Regions from separate parts of the Homo sapiens genome. Here all the other regions are linked to region 2. Evidence: chromatin contacts called from ENCODE Hi-C or POLR2A ChIA-PET data. All regions are on one chromosome and are shown on one strand. The core of a region is the stretch at or near the end of the contact, and the rest is flanking DNA. Distances in the headings are between cores, read along the strand shown.

Evidence for each region. A loop is a pair of places that touch in the nucleus more often than their neighbours do. ChIA-PET counts read pairs that join two places held with the same protein, here RNA polymerase II (POLR2A). Pooled maps may share reads with other maps.
Region 1: a map of OCI-LY7 shows a loop between it and region 2 (13-fold over the local background). The contact joins the enhancer-like site here to the promoter of LINC01152 in region 2. A Hi-C loop is called at or near these places in 1 of 168 maps with a recorded cell type or tissue (OCI-LY7), 1 of 37 single-sample maps with no recorded cell type and 3 of 50 pooled maps. POLR2A ChIA-PET finds 5 or more read pairs at or near these places in 1 of 52 experiments (OCI-LY7).
Region 3: a pooled map shows a loop between it and region 2 (4-fold over the local background). The contact joins the enhancer-like site here to the promoter of LINC01152 in region 2. A Hi-C loop is called at or near these places in 2 of 37 single-sample maps with no recorded cell type and 3 of 50 pooled maps.

What each region holds. Positions count from the first base shown.
Region 1 is chr17:69,580,002-69,583,230 of GRCh38, forward strand. No RefSeq gene overlaps it. Among named protein-coding and RNA genes, the nearest start is that of LINC01483, 12 kb to the right of the region's middle. Within about 2 kb of position 1,515, at least 3 of the 41 ENCODE cell types and tissues checked have a DNase peak (open chromatin) inside an H3K27ac peak, as active enhancers do; they include OCI-LY7, where a contact is called at or near this core.
Region 2 is chr17:72,028,961-72,032,026 of GRCh38, forward strand. It overlaps LINC01152 (long intergenic non-protein coding RNA 1152), which reads left to right and starts at 1,694. Exons shown (of 3, transcript NR_110132.1): 1 at 1,694-1,891. RefSeq lists an enhancer at 819-1,589.
Region 3 is chr17:69,114,033-69,117,305 of GRCh38, forward strand. ABCA6 (ATP binding cassette subfamily A member 6) reads right to left here. Exons shown (of 39, transcript NM_080284.3): 12 at 1,344-1,454; 13 at 730-905. Among named protein-coding and RNA genes, the nearest start is that of MIR4524A, 16 kb to the left of the region's middle. Within about 2 kb of position 1,964, at least 6 of the 41 ENCODE cell types and tissues checked have a DNase peak (open chromatin) inside an H3K27ac peak, as active enhancers do.

The sequences.
Region 1 (3,229 bases), core at 265-2,764, 2.4 Mb before region 2:
AGGATGTGAGTATTTCTGAAGACAAAGAAGGGAGATGTAGGAATTTGAGTAGGCAGATATTGAGGTAAGAAGGCATATTTAGGGTAAAGTAACCTTGAGCAGGCAGATATTGAGGTAAGAGGAAATATTTGGGGAAAGTGGTCTTACAGTGTTATTTAAATTGGGGATCTTTGTAAATGTACAATTGGAGACCATTGTATGAATGATCTCAAATGTCAAATGTCATGGCCAACAAATTTAGACTTTATTCTATGGCAAGTGGAGAGTGTTGAGCAGCAGAGTGTTATAATCAGGTCACATTTAAGGAAAGATTGGCTGGAATAGATCCTGAGATGAACTGGAGCTGCTGTATTAGACCTGGAGGCAGTGGGAAGCGAGAACAAATTATTGCATTTGTCTAGGTAGGAGGAATCCTAGATCGTATTAGGATATAAGAGAGAAAACATGTAAGAGTCATTTCAGTGGTTGAAGCAAGAGGACTGATTGAATTTAGAAGGCAGGGAAGGTGGATACATTGGAGAACTCATTGGAGTCTGGGAGTCTGGGAAAACAGTGACATCATTAACATAGAAATGGAAGGAAGGAGAAGGATAAAGAAAGATGATCAGTCTTGTTTAGTACATATAGACGTGGTATCTAGGACTAGTGGCACATTCTGGTGGAAATATTTAGCAGCCAGTTGGAAAGACCTTGTAAGGTAGCACTGCTCAAATCCCGTTGGGATTTAGTTTGTTTTTAAATCCATGTAGGCTAGAATCCTTCTCATACTTCTTGTACTCAGTATTTTTTTTTTTGCGCTATTCTCCTTAGCAGCATCTAATACCAGTTTTCCCCTTTGGAGGTTTGCCCAGTGGTGCAGTTAGGGAAATAATGATAATGATTCTGCCTCGTGTGTGTGTGTGTGTGTGTGTGTGTGTGTGTGTGTGTGTATTATAGCTCAGTCTATAAGGGAACGTGCAATCTTTAACTTATCTGACCTCTGTTTTCTAACTTGTAAAATACGATGAATAATAATCACCTTATCTATCTCCTGGAATAGTTGTGTGTCCAAATTAGAATGTGACTAAAAACACAATTAAAGTGCTATATAAATAAAATGAATCATTCTTATACTCATCATCAAAGTCCTTAGCGGATGTCTTTCGTGTGACTTTTAAACCCATTCTCCCATTGCTTCCTATAAAGTAGGAAATCACCCAATGAGAACTCCTTTTTTTTTTTTTTTTGGCATTAGCCTGTGAATCATAGACTTATTTCTTCTAAAGTGACAATTAAAAGCAAAGAGAAAGAAAGCCCAACTGCATAAACACATCTATTTATATTTTAAACTGAAAGTGCATTCACCCAAACCACAAAACCCCAAATCAACTTTTAGCTCCTTCCGAGGCCATGTCCAGTCCCTGGGCTCTCCCGGAGGTGAACTGCTGGGAAAGTGTGTGGGCTTCAAGCCCAGGATCGACTCAATGGCTTCTTCCTCTCCCCTCCCCACGCCTTCCCTCCAGCACACCTGTTTGCAGAACTTCTTCCTCTCTTGCCCAGGCATTTTGATTCTGGTCACGACCACCTGTGAAGGATGACGCAGATTTAGCCCTACGCACATCCTTGCCTTGTTGCTGTCTTCAGGGTCCCAAACTGGGTTGATTCACCCCACAGGACATTATTTTTAGCCTTTATCTCTTAGTGGTTTTGTTTTCTTTCCGCCGCCTTTTGACCTGAGAGCTGGAAATAAAGTCCGCCTTCCATAAAGACGAGAAAGTTGTCAGTCATTTCCTTCCTGCTCACATGAAAGGCCGGCCCAACGGAGCTTGCAGAAGACGCTGCAAGTTCCAGTTCACTGGGTCCTGAAAACACCCGCACTTTGGGAGTGAATTTCATTTCTTCCGTGTAGGCTAAGAAGAGAGGTTGCCTGGGCTAGGCAGCTGTTCTTTCAAAGGGTCTTGAAGATGCTCAAGGGAAATGCAATAAAAGAAAACCACATTTTCCCTCTCCTTTTGATCATGGTTGCTGAACCCAAACACCTGGGCAGCCTGCCTACTTTTAAATATTTGAAATAATTAAAAGAAATTCACAGGCAAAACGAGAAAGTATTGCTTTCAGCATGAAATCATATCACACTATAACATCATTGGACAGAAAACTTAGTTTTTACTATGAAATAAAATATGAGAAATTGCTTTGCAAATTTTGTAAAGTGCTAGGTATATTAAAGATCTCGAAAATTATAGTTTGTTTTTTCTGATTCTGAAATGAATATATATGTATCTATATATATTCAAATGAAATAGAAATATATAAAAATAGAAAAATATATGAGCATGCAGTATCTTTTTCAATATCGGAATTCATTTTTGGGCTATTATAATTCAACCACTTGCCTATTGATATTATTTTTGGAGAGGTATTATCAATATTAGTGCCACTAATTTCCTCCTACATTTATGAGTGAACTTTTCTATCATTATCATTCAGATTAAATTCTAAATGTGTAATTACTGACTCAAGGCATACACAATTAAATTAAAATTAAGTTATAGCTGATGAATGAAAATTATATATATTTATGGTATGCGACGTTTTGATATATGCATACGTCGTGAAGTGGTTAAATGAAGCTAGTTAACATCTCCATTACCACAATATACTTACTTTTGTTGTGAGAACATTTAACATCTACATCCTTAGCAGTTTTTCAAGTACACAGTATATTATTATCAACTACAGACACCCATTTCTCCAGGAAGACAGTACCAATTTACAGTTTCTACAAAGGTGTATATAAATTTCCATTTTCTCAAACTCTTGCCAACAGAGGGTTTTGTTTGCCTGCTTCTCAATCTTTGTTACTTTGGCTGTCCTATTTGTTATTGGGTAACTTGAGTATCTTTGTGTATATTTGTGAGCTATTTAAATCTGTCTCTCATGAATTGTTTAATCCTTTCCCATTGTTTTTTCCTGTGAGGTTATCTTTTACTAATTGATTGATAAGAATCACTTTCCTATTGGGTATTAATTATTTTTCTCTTATATATGCAAATATCTTCCCAGTTTGTCACTTGCATTTTTGCTGCCATACAATGTTTTTTTCCTTTGTTTTTAAGTGGCTAGGCATATTCATCTTTTCCTTTATGGTTTCTGCTTTTTGTGTTGGATGGCATTTTCTGTCACTGGATATGAGGCTTGCTTCTAGGCAGGCTTTGGAGCTGGACAGACTAACTTAAGCCTCACTTCT
Region 2 (3,066 bases), core at 444-2,943:
GGGTGAGGACCCAAGAGTTCCCTTCTAATGGGATATTTTCCCTTGCTCATTCCTTCTCAGAGACACTCTCTCAAAGGTTTGGCAGGGTCTGGTGGTCAGGGAAGAGTGCATCTTTACAGAAACATACCTTTTAAAAACAGTGTTCAGCCTTGTCCTACTCAAGGCACATGCTGGATATATGTTTGTTGAATGGCTAAGTCAATGAGTGAAAGAATGAAAAAGCCATACCTCTTTTACAATAAATTTGCATAGACGAATGAAAAATTAAAAGACTGTCAGAGACAGGTACAGCACAAATTGCCCCCACCTCAACTAGCCATCCCTTCAACTCCAACCCCTCCCACCACAGAAGATGATTAGGGTTTTTTAGGAAAAAAAGAGAAGCTGTACAGCAATGACACACCCCAAAGACAGCACACTAAGATTCCTTTGCTTTATATTGTTTATAATGTTTAACCTCTCTGGTGGCCACCAGTTCTTAAAAGCTCCTAAGCATTTTCACAGAAAATATAAGAGGAAAACCAGCAATAGTAACAACGTCAATGGTGCCGGCAGACACAGAAAGACTCAGAAAAATATGGAGGCTCTAGGATGCCTGATAACAAGTCTCATTTCCTAAAATGAGATCTGGGGACTGGAGAAAGTGTTATCAACCAAGACAAGGAATAGGATAGACATCAGAAGTGCCCAATTCCAACACATTTTCTGAGACTCCTTTCCTAGGCAAACCTGATGAATGTGCAGACATAAATAGATAGTCCTACCATAAATTGATCTCTTTTTATCCTAAGTAATCAAGGTCCAGTCATTTCCCTCAAGCTGGGCTTCTATTGCTCTCTCTGGAGATTCAGCATAAACATGTCCTTGAAGTTTTGCTCAGGTAGATGAAGGTGGCAGAAAGCATGCAGCTACTGGGGTTAGTGGCTGTCCCCTGATTAAGTGCAAAGGTGGAGACCCATAGTTTATCCCCAGAAAGTTTCCATGCTTTCCCCTGGCATTTTCTCTCAAGCTTTTACAAGCCTTGTTCAGGGAGTGGAAACTCATTTTAAAGGTAGTTTAGACCCACCCTTCCCTTAAGGGAAATTTCTATGCAGGGGGAAAGCAAGCAAAACAAAACAAAAGTTACACTTCAAAGCCTTACAAGATAACCACAGGGAGAAGGCTAAGTCCTCCCAGTTACTCAGCCCTCCCCTGTGCTAATTGCAGGAGGTAGAGCCTGACTGTATTATTATTTGCATACTTGATCAGAAGAAGGGCCACAGAAGGAGGTCTAGAAGCTCAGCTGGTGTTTGACTGACATCTTTTAGGACTTGGACCCCACCGCCCACCCCCGCAACCAACACCACCACCAGTCCAGGACCTGATGTAATATTGCCACAGACTGATTCCCGTTGCCTTTGATATGCAACCTGTGCCTACAGTCAGCTCTCAGGGCTAAAGAAAACAGTCAGCTCCTGCGGCATCTGATTTGCCTCCTGCCCTCGCTGCTGTTAATCTGCAACACGCCACAGCCTCTAGATCGCTGCCGTTCAGAGTCGGATGTCATGGGGGCGACTGGCAGGGGTTCTTTCTTCTTTCGGTTTGATACATCCTTCCTTCCGCTGCTCCTCGCAATCAACCGCTAGGGGAAGGAGGGAAGCAGGCAGGAGGGAGAGCGGGAGACTTCCGGAAATCCCTTTCCTCCCTTCCCTTCACAGGTTGCCCCATAGTGACCCTGGAGACTCCCGCCTGCCCCCAGTGAAGGAATTGGTTACTCTCCCAGAGCCCTCCCGGGCATCGCCCCCTTCCTCACTTCCTCCTCTTCCTGCCCCCAGCCTCTACCCCTCCAGCCTCCTGTGGCTTCACAGGCAAGTGCCGCATCCCAGGAAGAAGGAGTTGGAGCTCCGTGATGGTGAGCTTTCAGACTTCCCCCTACAACCTCCGCCTCCCCAAAGGCACAGAGGCAAGCAGTGGCTTCCCTGGTATCATTTGTGGATCTAGGAGCATGAGGGAGCTATCGAAGACGGCATGTAGCCTGTTCTTCTTTCTCTTAGTAAACAATAATATCTAAATGTGCTAGAGGGAAAATACTTTTTAATTTATACTTTAAAACTGGTTTAGATTTTGAATGTATAGTCTGTTTTCCTGGAGTCCAATTGTAACATGAACCCCAAACCTAGGAGTTCTGTTTTTATACATCAGGAAGGGGACCAACCCACTCACCCATCCACCCATCTTTCAACTCACCCACCCACTCTTGTTTATAACTGCATAGTGGTTTATTTTGCCAGCACTAAACTATGCAGCTTGTTTCCCCTTTGCCAGCCTCTGCAGACAGAAAGCAAAGGCTGATCATTCTCAATTGACATGTGCACCCCTACTCTGAAGCTACAGCTGGATGACACCTCAGACAAATGCACTCATACATAAAAGTTTTTCTGCATGTTTTCGTTTTTGATTCTTTTATTGGAAGCATTTTTATGGCTGGGAGGTAGGTGCACATCCATTACAGTGAGGGGTCAGATATTAGAATACTTACGGTGCTTATAATTTTAATAGGATCACCCCCCTCATCCCTCATTGCCAATCAATTTCACTCTGTTTCAGGGTCACAGATCATACCCCTAATCCTGGCCAGTTGTCTCACCAATGTGTGTCACAAGCGGCCTGGGGCAAGAAAGTATAGATGACCCAGCATAACCGTTGCTTCTATTGCAAAGGGTACATCCTACAAAGAGCAGAACACGATTAGAGGCAGGCATAATTGCAGGCACTAAATTAGCATGGGTCTCTCAGCCAGGGGCTAATCTAAGCCAGACCTCACGTCATGGCAGGCCATGAGTACATCGCAATTACAATTCAAAAGAAAAGAGAAAAATCACCCTTGATTCTCAAATGTTTATTTTTAACACGGCAGATACTTAGCAATTATATCAGAGGCTGAGGCATCTGGAGTAAGCAAGAAAGGTGATTTGGGTTAATAATCTTTGAAAGGCTAAAGGATTTTCAATGTATGTATAAGACTGAGCCCTGTGCATGCTCCCCATTCTCTCCCTGACATCAGCCACATCCACCCCACCTCTGCCG
Region 3 (3,273 bases), core at 714-3,213, 2.9 Mb before region 2:
ATACCATTTGACCCAGCCATCCCATTACTGGGTATATACCCAAAGGATTATAAATCATGCTGCTATAAAGACACATGCACACGTATGTTTATTGTGGCACTATTCACAATAGCAACACTTGAAAACAACCCAAATGTCCAACAATGATAGACTGGATTAAGAAAATGTGGCACATATATACCATGGAATACTATGCAGCCCATAAAAAATGATGAGTTCATGTCCTTTGTAGGGACATGGATGAAGCTGGAAACCATCATTCTCAGCAAACTATCGCAAGGACAAAAAACCAAACACCGCATGTTCTCACTCATAGGTGGGAATTGAACAATGAGAACACATGGACACAGGAAGGGGAACATCACACATGGGGGCCTGTTGTGGGGTGGGGGGAGGGGAGAGGGATAGCATTAGGAGATATACCTAATGTTAAATGACGAGTTACTGGGTGCAGCACACCAACATGGCACATGTATACATATGTAACTAACCTGCACGTTGTGCACATGTACCCTAACTTAAAGTATAATAAAAAATAAAAATAAAATCCAAAATGATTCATATTATGCAATTTTAACCACTCATTAAAGCAGTCGATATTTGTTATGGGACCTCTTTGCCTAAATTTTATTCATAACAGGGCAAATAAATCATTGAAGAGAATTCTGTGGTCATGATTTAATTTGGTAAGTGGTTGGCAGGTCAGTTAATCCAAGCATGCCCTCCTACCTCTTGTTCCACTTCCTTTAGATGAATCCCTTTTATTTTAGCAAACAGGCTGAGGTTTTCCTTCACGGTGAGTATGTCAAATTGAACATTGAATTGAGGACAGACGCCAGTTATCTTTCTGATTTCCTCCAAGTCTTGCATTTCAGAGAGATTTTTATTATAGATGGTAACTGATCCTAAGAATAGAAGTTAAAAATAAAATTGGCAAGATAATACATTCTATTAATATTCATAGATCTCATTTAAGAAAATATTGGCATATGTTCACAAATGTCTAAAATGATTTGTGAACTACTATTCTTGACATAAATATATGCTTATAGAACTGCATATATGTGAACACAATTTGTGAACTACTAATTATTCTTGTTACAAACATATGCTTATAGAACTGCACATCTACCCTGAAATATCACACAATGGAATAAAGATAATAATTTTTATAAAATTGCAGAAATATGAAGTATATTCAAAATTATGTAGCTCTTGGAAACAACTTTAGATAAACATTATTTCTCTTAAGCCATCAAATTTAAAATTTAAAATGAGAGGCATATGCTTGACCTCATTCTATTATAAGACATCTTGCCTTTGAGAAATTTCTTTTTACTCACCTTCTGTTGGAACAGACAATCCATTAAGAATATTTAGCAGTGAAGATTTGCCAGCTCCACTGTGACCCAGGATTGCCGTGATTTGACCTTCATATATGTCAAAGAGCAAGCCTATTTTTAGAACAAATTGTTAACAAATTATTAACAGTATAAACAGAAAGGCATTAGACAGGCCTGGTCCCAACATAGAACAAGGCTATTTAGTTTAGTGGCATATTTCTCAGCATTTCAATACTTTAAAATACACAATGATCAATATTTTCCTAATTGCCAAAATAATATGTGACAGAACTATAATAATTAAAATAATATGTTACTGGTGCAGGATATAGTGACCAATGGAACAGAACAGAAGTCTAATATGGACCAAAGAAAATATAAAAATAAAGATTAATAAAATGACCTTTCAAATGTATTAGAAAGATGGTTTATTTAATAAATAATATTGGGACAACTAAACAAATACATTAACAAATTTTATGTTTGTAATTTTTTTTTTTTGTTACAGGATCTCATTCTGCCACCTAGACTGGAGTGCAGTGGAGCAATCACAGCTCACTGCAGCCTCAATCTCCCACGCTTAAGCAATTCTCCCACGTCAGCTCCCTGTAGCTGAGACTATTGGCCCACGCCACCACACTTGGCTAATTTTTGTATTTTTAGTAGAGACAGGGTTTTGCCATGTTGCCCAGGCTGGTTTCAAACTCCTGAGTTTAAGCAATACACCCACTTCGGGATTTACAGATGTGAGCCACCATGCCTGGCCTGTAATTTTTAAATGCAAAGTATACGGTGTTTTCCAGGGTAAGAGGGAAGTGATACTGGCTGTTGGGACTGACCCACAGTAACTGGAAAAATTAAATAGAAGCCTCAGTTTCGTCATCTGCAAAGTGAGAGATATATTAACATGTCTTTCACAGGCCTAAATGTAAAATGGTACATGTAAATCACTTAGCATAGTTTCCCGCACACACCAAATCCTCAATGAAATCTAAGTGTTTATTGCTATTGTTGTCGTTGTCATTATTATTCATTATGTATTGCTTGTGGGAGTATGACTTTTTATGATTTTAGAGGGAAATAATTTGAAATATGAATCAAGAATCTTGAAAGTATGCTTCCTTTGAATAATTCTGCTTCTAGAAATTTATATTCAAGAAACAATTTATGACATTTACAAAGATTGAACAAGGCTGTTCATTCTAGTATTTTTTATTACACTAAAAATTGGAAACAAATTGAATCTCATACATTGGTGTGTTAATAAGTTAGTCGTGGTATCCATATAATGGAATGGTACTTAGCTTCTGAAAAGTAGGCCATAGATAAAAGATTTCAAAAGTGTGTCCCAAAGGTGTTGCAGATGTGCTCCAGAAACTAACTCCATGAGGAAGGAAGAGGAGGCTAAGGGATTGCAACTTCTTCCCTGATTTCCCAAAGAGCAGCTATACTTGGTTTGAATTCATAATCATATTTTTAATGTGTTGATGTCCAATGCTTTTAATTTTTTAAGGTGCTGCTATTTTTAAAATGAACAAAATTCTTAAAGAAGTTTTTTGTTTAGACAAAAAGAAGTTCATGACTTGATGAGTACAAAGGTAGTTCAAAATGTGCTCCAAAACTTTAAGTAATCAATTTAAAATTATTTCAGTATCTCCTGAGCTAACATTAAAGAAAGAAATCACAGCTCTAGATGGTATTTGATGAGAGAAACCTAGAGAGAGAATAAAATTGCTCATACAAATACATTAAATTCTCAAAGACCTAATCTAAAAGCAATGAATAAGACTGAATTAGAGGATGCTGTATTTATTAGAAAATACACGCAATATAAACACAATGGTCGGAGAACTCTACACTTCTGGAAGGTTCATGGCTCTTCTTTTTCAGCTTTTAAGGCTTCTGTCTTTTATAAAAATCATTTTTATCC